Linked DNA regions of Homo sapiens: all the other regions are linked to region 2. The links are chromatin contacts, found by Hi-C or POLR2A ChIA-PET in ENCODE. All regions are on one chromosome and are shown on one strand. The core of a region is the stretch at or near the end of the contact, and the rest is flanking DNA. Distances in the headings are between cores, read along the strand shown.

Region 1 (3,657 bases), core at 35-2,534, 1.6 Mb after region 2:
TACCAGGTATAAGATTATCTATTACTTTCTAAGAATCATGCTTTAGGAGGGGAGATTAGACATGTAGTAATAATACTGTGTTTGGCATATCTCGGGTCCCCAATAAATAGTTGTTAAACGAATGAACATAAAAGTATCTCAAAATAATCGCCCTTATTTCAGAGACCCAGAGAGACTGAAAGGCTCCCTGAAGTAGTGGTTTCCCATAACACAGAACTCATTTCATGTTGGGTCGATCATTTCCGAGCTTCGTAACTAAGTGACTCTGGGCAGGCTGCCTAATCTGAAAAAGGGGATAATGCCTTTCACTTCAGTGTTGTTATGGGGTTGATAATGTATGTGAAGTTCTCCCCACAGAAGGCGCTCAATAAAAAGCAGCAACTATTATAAAATTTTATTAGTAGATACTCACTAGCCATTGATCTAGTGTTTTTTGTTTGTTTGTTTGTTTTACAATTAACTGGGCTCCAGTTATGTAAAACACCTCTTGCAAACGCATTTAAGGACTCGTCGAGACTGAGAGATCACTGCTTTTATCTGGTCGGGAGACACCAGCAATCTTAATTTGGAACGGTTTGATAGAGCGGAGTGCGATGAGGCGGTCCAAGGTTCCTAAGCAACATAGACCTGAGGGGCTTGTCTCCAATGTCCTTTCACCTGTCTTTCAAGTCCCTCTGCTGACCGCACAAAGACTCCCGTGGCCCCGGCAGCAGCTCGGCCTTCTCTACATCTAACCACGTTTACTAAATTTCTACGGCACGCAGCGCACCGCACCAGGAGCTGGGAGCGGCTCGCGGTACAGACCTCCTTCCTCTTTTACTTCGCTGCAGCGGGAGAACTAAGTCCTCTTACCTGAGGCACTGCTGAACTGGTTCGCAAGCAGTCACTCTACCCCCAAGACTAAAACGGTATACCCCAGATCACCACGCAAGTGCGGATACCACAGAAATCCCACCTTCCCCCGGGACCGGGAGCAAAGCCCGCTGGGAAATTGACCTTTCACCCCCTCTCTTGCCTTACCTCAGCTCACCAATTTTGACGCTAGCAAATGAAGCGACGAAGAGAGCTGGAAGGCGGGACTTAGTGTTGCCTGATCCACGCCGATTGGACAACAGCAGTGTCGGGGGACGGGCCGCTCGAGCGGGCTAGCAACCCCCCCTCGATGGGCGGGGAGAAGCGTGGGCTGCGCTTGCGCACTGAGAGGCGGCCGAAGGGGCCGAGGCGGCTACGCGTGCGCGGTGGGCGGAGCGCGGCTCTCCTACCTTCTCGGGCAGCCCAGTCTTTGCCATCCTTGCCCAGCCGGTGTGGTGCTTGTGTGTCACAGCCTTGTAGCCGGGAGTCGCTGCCGAGTGGGCGCTCAGTTTTCGGGTCGTCATGGCTGGCTACGAATACGTGAGCCCGGAGCAGCTGGCTGGCTTTGATAAGTACAAGGTACCGCGGGCCGGCGGATGCCCCTCTCCCTGCTCCCGGCCTCGCCCAGGCGGCTGAGGGGCCCGCGCGGCGCGGTCCGTGTCACCTTGTGCCGCGTGGCTCCGGGCGGGCTGGCGGGCGTTCCTCCGGAGGTCCTGCGGGTCCTGGGGATTGGGGGTCGGGGAGCGTGGGAGCATCCTAAGCCCGCCGCCCGTAGTCGGCACCCCCCGGGAGATTTCCTTTTCCTTAGGAGAGCGCTCAGTGATCATGGAGCGAGGGAATTCCCTTCCTATTTTTTTTAAACTTATTATTTTCGTAAGCCCCCGAAAGGATGGAGTTCCTTCTGTTGTGTCAATCGCCTTCATTTTAGTGAAGTTTCCACTCGCCTGTCATGCATACAACTTCGGAGGAGGAGATGATCGTTTGGCAGATGAGGCCCGGGAGGGGAGCGACTTGCCGATGCCATCCTGCTGATGTCTCCACTTCTGCTCCCGGCAGGGACTTCCTAAGCGGCAGCTTGTGGCGCTAGGGCCACCAGATGAAAGGGAGGTGCACAGGAAGGAGCTGTGGAGTGGAAAGAGCGCGGGCTTTCGAGCACATACAAACCTGATTACAAAAGTCAGATTTCTTTATTTCGTCTTGGGCACGTCATTTTAACCCCGCTCAGCCTCTCTTTTGTGTATGAAACTGAAAGTAATAGCTTCTGCTGTGCAAAATGATTAGAGGAATTTGTGAAGCGCTTGGCAACATACTAGGACCCCAGTAAATAAATGCGGGTGGTTAACTTTCCTCCAAATCTGGTTCCCATCCGCAGTTCCTTTACCAATGAATGACTCTAACCATCCAGTCGACCAAGCCTGAAATATGGGCTTTAACCCTTCATCCTTGTTGTTACCCGTTCATCTTCACATCTTAGCTTAAATATTGCTTCCTCAAAGAAGCCCTCCCTACGTGCCCCTTTCCCCCTTAAATGTGCGCTCTGTTCGTTTATGGAATTGCTGCTTTAGCGTGTCTCGCCATTAGAATATAATGCCCAACTCATTAGAGTTTTCTTGTGGACCATCATGGCTTAAGCACAGTGCTATGTGCATACTAGGCACCCAGTAAGCATTTGTGGAATGAATGAATAACTGAAAAAGTCATAATGGATTTTGTTTAACTCGAGTTAAAAAAAAAAAAAGCAAGGGTCCTTAGAAGGTCACATAGCATGTTTCTCTGCTTTCAAGCCGTATTGTGCCATACCATTCTGAACCGAGGTGATGACTTGTCTTAACATTTTAAGTGGAAAGAGGGTCCAGAGCCTTCTTGGTAACTCGGGCCAGTGCTTTTCAACTTTCATTTTAGAAGGCTGTTAACCCAGATACCTCCTGTTTTGCCTTAAGCTCTACTCCCCTTTTGTTGTCTGTTCTGCAGGGTAAATATTGACATATAAAACATTTTCTTCCTTACTAGGGTCTGACTTTCTAAGTGCCAATAAAATAGCTATTTCAATGGGAGCAGTGTTTATAATAGGAAATCTCCTTTTTCTTATAAAGAATCTTCCCTAGATTTATATTTTCAACTAAATAAGTGTCTTAATTTACTAGAAGTTTCGTGTAATTTTCTGTTCTGATCTTTCCCCCTTTTTTATTATATAAGTTCCTGTATCTGACAGCAGATGACTTCCTATCATCCTGGAAAACAAAGGTCGATTTAGCAAGCGTCCAATGTTCACTAAAATAGTTTGTTGATATCATTTTAGTTATAATGAGGCTTCCTTGGGGAAAAAAAAGCACACATTTATAACCTAAATATTCTTCTATTGCAATTACTCAATACTGCATTTATATTAAAATTATGAATCCAGTGGTATCCAAAGGAAAAATCCATGGGATCAGTTTTGCTTGAACACAAATCTCACAGATCTTTTTTTCTTATCGTTGCGTTCCCCTTATGTTGTCTTCAGATAGTAAGCGCTTTATAAATGCTTATTTTAAAAAGTCTTTTTTCCCCATAAATGGGTAAAGATTGAAAACACTCAAAAGATATTTTGTATTCCCTCATGTGATGCTTTATAAGAGGGATGTAAAGAAGAACTGACACTACAAAAGCAGTTGGTGGAAAAATTACTTTTGAAGTAGTTTAATTTATCTTCCCTAGAGGTATATCTGAGAGCTACAGTTGGAAACCTGACAGATATACAGAATAACTGCTGAAAGGGGTGCACACGGGGAGTGGAAATTAGGTTTCTGAAGCAGGAAACTATAA
Region 2 (3,375 bases), core at 44-2,543:
TTTTCCTACAGGTTACCGCTTGATGTTTCACTATCCAGCAGCAATTTTTCTCTTGAAAGATAATCTATCTTTGTCAGTTACCCATGAAGGGATTACTCCACCCCTCCACCTGAGTTCTGGCTTAAAGCCGTTTTTCCTTATTATAAAAAGCCGTTTATTATTAAAGCCGTTTTTCCTTATTATAAAATATGTGCTTAAGGTAGAAAATTTTAAAAATACAGATTAAGCATTAGGAAATAACCAAAATCTCACCATGCACTACTTAATATGTAGATGTATTTCTTTAGTTTTTCCTTTCAAAGTCTGGATCATTCTGTATATATAGTTCAGTTAGCTTCGCATCATGAGCACTCTTCCCGACCACTAAATATGCTTCAAAACCATAAGGGCTCCCATGAATATCCTTGTGCAAAGCTCTTTGGGTGCATCTGATTATTTTCTTAGGCTACATCTCTAGCAGCAGGATAGAGAGTCAAAGGGTAAGGGTGAGATTTGTTTGGTCATCTGCAAACAGAACCTGACTGCTATTTTAAAAGGTGTACCGATTTACACACCTGGTGCCTGGTCTAGCTGAAGCTAGGTTCAATTTATACTAACGTTTTTAGTATTTATTTTCAAATAATTTGGCGTCCTACCCAGGTAAATACTCAGTTTGACTTCACTTTGCACTGTCCCTTCGGGCTCGGTTTTGCAGGAGGACAGCACTTTGGGGCATGGCTTTAAAAAGTCGGCCAGTGCACAGGCGGAACAGCGGGGACACAGGAGCCACCACTTTACCGCGAGCCCAGCAGGGGGCGGAGGACTGCTGTCCACTCTTCACACAGTCAGGCCCTTCCCAAGGGCGCACCTCCAGGGAAACAGCTCCAGTCTAAATGTTAACGATCACCCCAACTCCCGCCGCACCCACTCCCCGCAGCCAGGCCTTCGGACCGAAGACCACACCCACTTCCGCCCTCGATGTCTCAGCACCTCCCCCTCCGCCCGAGTGCCTCACCTCGAGGACCACTTTGCGCATGCGCCCCAGCTCTTGGAGGTAAGCGGCTGTGTGCGGGTGGTCGCGGTGAGTGTGCAAGGCCGCGGTGGCCGCGTGACAAGCCTGCGCTACCAGTGCGCCCGCCGGCCAGGAGAACGGAGCTTGTGATAGATCCTTTCGTAACACCAAGTATTGTACCAGGACCTGCGGCTCCGCCCCAGAGGCCGCCATCTTCCTGACCACCCGAAAGGCCGGACCTACTCCCCGGTGCATCTTGGGATCAGGGCGGGGCCCTGAGCGCCGCCATGCTTTTGTACGGCAGGATCGCAAAGCACGCCGGGACCGGTTGGTTTGGTTTTGAAGACGTGGATGGCGGGAATTCTCGCTTCTGGCCTGGGTGAGCTAGAAGGGAGAAGGTAGGGGAAAGACCCATTGTCGGACCGGACCGTGGCCAGGGTGGCGGGCTGAACGGCCTTCTTAAAACTCCTTCCGTGGCCGGGAAGCCCGCTGGACCAGAGTAGCCGTGGCCTCGGGAGCGCGCCGGGGCCGCGGGATGGGCGCGGGGGTGGGCATGGACTCTGCTGGCTCGGACGATGGGAGAGGGCGGGCGGCTCAGGAAAGGGGATCCTAGCCGTGACATTTGTGTCATCCGCGGCCCAGGGGTTGTGCCTGAGTGGTGTGTGCCCTGCCGTCTGGGTTTGAATGGGACTAGATGTGATGTGACTGTTGCCATTTTTCTTTTATTAGCAAGGACATTGGAGTCCCTATCACCGGTTGCCTAGACAACTTCATGGGAAGGCCCTTGGGAATCTGAGATGGAGCAGGCGAACCCTTTACGTCCAGATGGCGAGTCCAAAGGAGGTATTCAGAGGGTCGCCGCCTCCTTCCTGCTGCTGCCCAAAGATGACCCGCAGGCTGAGAGAGCCCTTTCCTCCTGGAACTGACGTGGGACCTGGCCTGTTTGGGAGCAGAATAGTGAAAGGAACTAACATTGAAGACAAAGGGACAGGCAGCCAAGATTATTCGAGGAGGAAAAATGGCTTCGTTTCTAGGCTCCCACCCCTTTTGAAACGGATAAGTTGCATCCATCATATGCTCAGTGTTTATATTCTGAACTGCGGTTCTAGCCAGGGAGGTCCCTTTCCTCTCCCCGGATTTTTTGGGCCATGTATGCATTACTCTTGAGGGAGGGCCAGTGTAGGGCAGTGACTTTAGTGTTGGCTAGAACTGGTTTTGAGTGTTGGCTCTGCCATGATAAATATTGTGACCTTAGGCAAGTCACTTTATTCTCTGCCTCTGTTTCTTCATCTGGAAAATGGAGGTGAAAATAGCACTGTAGTTGTGGTTGTGGAAAAAGTATTTCTTTTGTGGTGGAAAAGTATTGAACTCAGACTTTTCAAGTGAAGCATTTAGCACATGTCTAATATATAGGAAATATTCAATGAAAGGCTTAATTCTTTACATACTTTGTGTCTTAAAATGTAGAAGGTGTTTAAAGAATGCTTGTTAGAGTTGCTTAGAATTACGAAACTATTACTTTTACTTAGTCCTTAGTCAATCCTTTGGAAACTGAGATTTGCGTTTGAATTTCTGTCCAGGAGTAAGTTGCTTTCTTCTTTAGTGCCTAGTAATATTTGTGGACAGTTCTGGTTTTGTGTGACTTTATGTTCTTTGCTACTAATACTTTTTAGAACTTTGAAATACTTACTCAAGCCTGATGCCTAAATCCAAAGGGTTCTACGTTAGTACTTTGGGAAAGCTTGCCATAAAACCTAACTTAAATTACAGTTTTAAAAAGAATTTCTGAGCGCGTCAGTGAATTTGGTTATCCTATTTTTCTCTGGGTCATCATTATCATTGATAACAGAGAAGTAACTATATTCAGCCTAAGATGACTTAAGCTGAGACTTTAGATAATAAAAGTATATGGGGTAAGATTTATTGTTACTTTAAGACTAAAAATAAGTTTGGTGACTTTATGTAGTGGAAACATGCTACACTCAGGAGTAACCTGTTCTCTAGTCCAGGCCTTATTTCATTTCTGTTAAAGTAAGTGATGAGGTGGAAGTTTTGGATTATCAAGAGACTTAGACCAGTCTCCTTATTCTCTACCCAAAACAATATTTAAACACTTAGCTGTTACCCATACTGGTTTTATCCCTCTGCTTGTTTGATTTCAGTTTTTTGCTTATTATTTGAATTCTCCCCACTCATTTGAGAAGGAAGGACATGGAGTTGTAGTTGCAACCAGATGATTTATTCAAATAGGCAGGGATTTTGACTTTTTTTGGGACAAAGCTGACTGGCTAGGATGAGATGCAATCATAACTTCCAAGGTAAAGCAGGCCCAGCAGATACACTCCCTCTTTTCTGTAGTAGCAACGCTAAACAACAACGCTACC
Region 3 (3,513 bases), core at 560-3,059, 1.1 Mb after region 2:
GCAACCTCTACACCTTCAAAAAAAAGTATAGGAGTCTTATCTTTTAGAGGGAAACTACTAGCACAGGAAGATATACAAAGACATATTGTAAGTGAAAACACCCAGTAAGTAAAATGTGCTATTATTTCTTAACTTTTTTACATTTCCAACTAAGAGAGATACAAATTGAAAACTCATCAACCTCCTAATGCATAAAGTTTACAAAACAAATGCACAAAGTTTAGAAACAAATGCACAAGACTGAATAAACAGTATGACCTAGATTTGGGGAAATAAAGAGACTAGACGGTAATATACCAAATGTTAGCAGATACAGCCGAGCGGTGAAATAAATGTGATTTTTTTTAAATGTTCTTCTTTATACTTTTTTATAATTTTCCAAATTTCCCCACAGTGAACATTACTTTTATATTTAAAAAACTCATTAAAAAATAAACCATATGGCATCTAATAAGGGTTCACTAAGAAGGGCTACGTTGTCGAAGTATTACCGGCATTAATCACCATTAAAGGGGTGAACACCTCTCACTTTCCACTATTAAAATGCTGCCGTTTAATGCCCTATTACTTTTCTGCTGCACCCTCAACGATGTATGAACTTCACTATCTCCTGCCATTTCATTTCTGCATACAACATGCTTTTAATTTTTTCTTCTTAAAATATGGTAAAAGTTCTCACTAATCCTCAATATTCCACTTTTTAAAATCTACCTCTAAATTTCGTCATAACACAATTAGGGGGAAAATTGTTTTGCCCACTAATTACAACTTCATTAGGGCACCATCCCTTTGGCTAGGGTAACGTGAAGGCCGGGTAAACTACACGTCCCACCATGCATTGCTGCCTTGTTCAGAGTAGGTCTCTACGGAAACAGGAAAAAAAAAAATTCTACAAGTCCCACCTGTTACTTCGTTTCTAAACACCTCCTGCACTTTCGGCTCCAACACCAAACAAAAACAAAAGCCTCGTGATCTCTCGTCTGCTCCGGGAGCCAGACAAACAGGGGGCCCGGGGTCACAGGCACGTCCGCTGTAACGGGTAAATTCTATCCAGCTCCAGCGCTCCCCTCTCCTTTCCGGGGCTGGATGCACGCACAAGCCTTCTCCTATCTGCATCCAATGGGGGCTCTCCAGCCGCACAAGGGAGAAGAACCGGTTACCGTGCAAGCACCACAGACTTCCCCGTGCCGGGGCGAGGGCTACCACAGAGCGGAGGTGATATCGGCTCGACCCCAAAAGACAGCCTCAAAACACTGAGAGGACTCGCCGCAGACGCCGAGGGACGCCACGGCCCCGCGGCTATCACGTTCCGCCGGGCGCCTCCATTCCCACAGGGATCGCAACCCCGACACTAACCGCCGCCCTCTCCGCGCGGTTTTGTGCCCCTTCAGCCGGGTCCCTGGGCCAGTGACCTCCCTTTCCCTGCGACTGGCGGGCGACAAGGGAACAAAATCCTCCCGGCCTTCCCCTTCGCTCCCTCCCCCTTACCGTCTTGGCGGCCTCCGCCCAGGTCCTGCCCTTCTTCCTACGTCCCTTTTCCCTCATGTCGGGTCTTGAACTGACTGGGAGGCTCCCGTGTCCGGGCTCCGGCCGCCCTCCCTGCCTGCTCTGCCCTGCGCTGCTTTTCCCGCGGTGCCGGGAAAGGTGGGAGAAAAGGGAAGTCAGACCGGGGGGGCACCCAAGCAGAGGAAGCGGCGGGGGTGGTGCGCGGGGGGGTCTATGGGGCGGCCGGTCCTCTTGCTGCCGTTGCCACTGCTACCGCCGCTGCCATATTGGGTTCTTACTGTACAGGCTGCCGCTACGGTCATGTGACCGCTCCCGCGCGGCCGTCACTACTGTACGCAGCCGGCCGCGCGAACGAGCGCGGGCGCGCCCCCGCCTCCCAAGCCCGGCCGCTGAGCTATCGAGCCGGCGGTCTGCGGTACCTCGCCACGCCCCCGCCCTTCCGGTCTCCGCCTCTCCGCAGGAGCATGCGCGCCAAGGAGGCCCCGGCAGTAGCTGTAGTCTGACGCCTGGCGCTCACACCTACAGCGAATATCTGCCTGCGGAAGCGGAACCTGTGCCATCCGGGAAAGCTTACTGAGCGGATCCCGCCTCTTGCGAGGCGCTGCACAGGCTGTGTAGACCTGGGGAGCTGAACTCTTCCCTCAGTGGGTGGCTCTGCCAACTATCACTTTAGATCAGCCCTGCGTTTGTGTTTTCTCATTTATTTGCATTTTTACAGAGGTTATCTTTTTGAAGATAGGCAACAATTCTCGTCTGCCTATTAACCCCATTCGATAGGCGAAGCAACTGAGATTGAGTGACTTGCCAAGCTCATAAGTCTGGGATGTAGAGAAACCAAAAATCAAATTGCCAGCTCAGAGCCCTTTCCATCTCCCCAGAATGCCTCAAACTTAGGTGACTTTGTTTTTAAGGCCACCAGTAACTGCATCCATGCTTTTACATGTGAAGCTACTCATCAATGACAGAAATGGTGTCTTCTTTATTTCGGTGAGCTCAGTCCCTAGCATAGTGCCTGTACATATCAGGCGCCCAGTAAATATTTGCTGAATGATTCACCTATTTCTGTGGTCAGAGACCATTATTTGTAGTATCCGTAACAGCTTTCTGAAAGATCCAGAATGTGGCATCTTCTCTTACATCATCTACACCTTGATACCTTGCAAAGTAAGAAGAATGTAGTAACAACTGCTGATCTCCCAAATCCACCTGCTTCCAGAAGCTGCTTCCAAACAATCCAGTAAACTTACTATAGTGTGAAATAGGACTGAGGATTGGATTGCCTCTTGGGAGGAAAGACAGGTGAGAGCAATACTTAAAGTTTATGGATGCGTTTCAGAAATTCATGGACTCCCTAAAATTATGAACTATATTTTGTGTGTTATATGTGAATTTTTTAAGAGGATTCATAACTTTTCCTCCATTTTTCAAAAAGGATCTGTTGTGCAAAAAAAAAAGAGAAAAAGATATTAAAGGGAGTTTGAGAGGCCATCTAGAAGTATCTAGATACTTCCTTATATTTCCGTTCAGTCATGGATCAAACAGCCTATTTCAGCAATTGATATGGATATATTTTCCCAAATGTCTTTGGTAATTCATAGCCTTATGCATTACACAGGTAGTATGTACCACCTCCCTCCAAAGCTTATGTCTGTAGTCTAAGAAGGCCTTCTCGCCAGGTGCGGTGGCTCACGCCTGTAATCCCAGCATTTTGGGAGGCTGAGGTGGTCAGATCACTTGAGGCCAAGAGTTCAAGACAAGCCTGGCCAACATGGAGAAACCCCATCTCTACTAAAAATACAAAAATTAGCTGGGCCTGGTGGCATGCGCCTGTAATCCCAGCTACTTGGGAGGCTGAGGCAGGAGAATCGCTTGAACCTGGGAGGCAGAGGTTGCAGTGAGCCCAGAGATCGCGCCATTACACTCCAGCCTGGGCAACAGAGCAAGACTCTGTCTCAAAAAAGAAAGAGAGACAGAGAGAAAGAAAGAGAAAGAGAGAAGAGAAAAAAA

What was found. A loop is a pair of places that touch in the nucleus more often than their neighbours do. ChIA-PET counts read pairs that join two places held with the same protein, here RNA polymerase II (POLR2A). Pooled maps may share reads with other maps.
Region 1: a map of CD8-positive, alpha-beta T cell shows a loop between it and region 2 (14-fold over the local background). The contact joins the promoter of SELENOI here to the promoter of CENPO in region 2. A Hi-C loop is called at or near these places in 2 of 168 maps with a recorded cell type or tissue (CD8-positive, alpha-beta T cell and naive thymus-derived CD4-positive, alpha-beta T cell) and 9 of 50 pooled maps.
Region 3: a map of CD8-positive, alpha-beta T cell shows a loop between it and region 2 (9-fold over the local background). The contact joins the promoter of ASXL2 here to the promoter of CENPO in region 2. A Hi-C loop is called at or near these places in 4 of 168 maps with a recorded cell type or tissue (CD4-positive, alpha-beta T cell, CD8-positive, alpha-beta T cell and naive thymus-derived CD4-positive, alpha-beta T cell), 2 of 37 single-sample maps with no recorded cell type and 12 of 50 pooled maps. POLR2A ChIA-PET finds 5 or more read pairs at or near these places in 1 of 52 experiments (MCF 10A).

What each region holds. Positions count from the first base shown.
Region 1 is chr2:26,344,859-26,348,515 of GRCh38, forward strand. It overlaps SELENOI (selenoprotein I), which reads left to right and starts at 1,285. Exons shown (of 10, transcript NM_033505.4): 1 at 1,285-1,431. The coding sequence starts at 1,375. ADGRF3 (adhesion G protein-coupled receptor F3) reads right to left here and starts at 1,931. Exons shown (of 14, transcript NM_001321971.2): 1 at 1,263-1,931. The coding sequence starts at 1,376. RefSeq lists enhancers at 750-889, 1,210-1,977, 2,090-2,189 and silencers at 1,100-1,329, 1,380-1,439, 1,500-1,549.
Region 2 is chr2:24,792,132-24,795,506 of GRCh38, forward strand. It overlaps CENPO (centromere protein O), which reads left to right and starts at 1,294. Exons shown (of 8, transcript NM_001322101.2): 1 at 1,294-1,370; 2 at 1,721-1,834. The coding sequence starts at 1,789. PTRHD1 (peptidyl-tRNA hydrolase domain containing 1) reads right to left here and starts at 1,260. Exons shown (of 2, transcript NM_001013663.2): 1 at 995-1,260. The coding sequence starts at 1,246. LOC105369164 (a long non-coding RNA gene) reads right to left here and starts at 944. Exons shown (of 3, transcript XR_939843.4): 1 at 636-944; 2 at 253-453. RefSeq lists an enhancer at 921-1,350.
Region 3 is chr2:25,876,678-25,880,190 of GRCh38, forward strand. It overlaps ASXL2 (ASXL transcriptional regulator 2), which reads right to left and starts at 1,810. Exons shown (of 13, transcript NM_018263.6): 1 at 1,489-1,810. The coding sequence starts at 1,545. RefSeq lists an enhancer at 870-919 and a silencer at 1,830-1,989.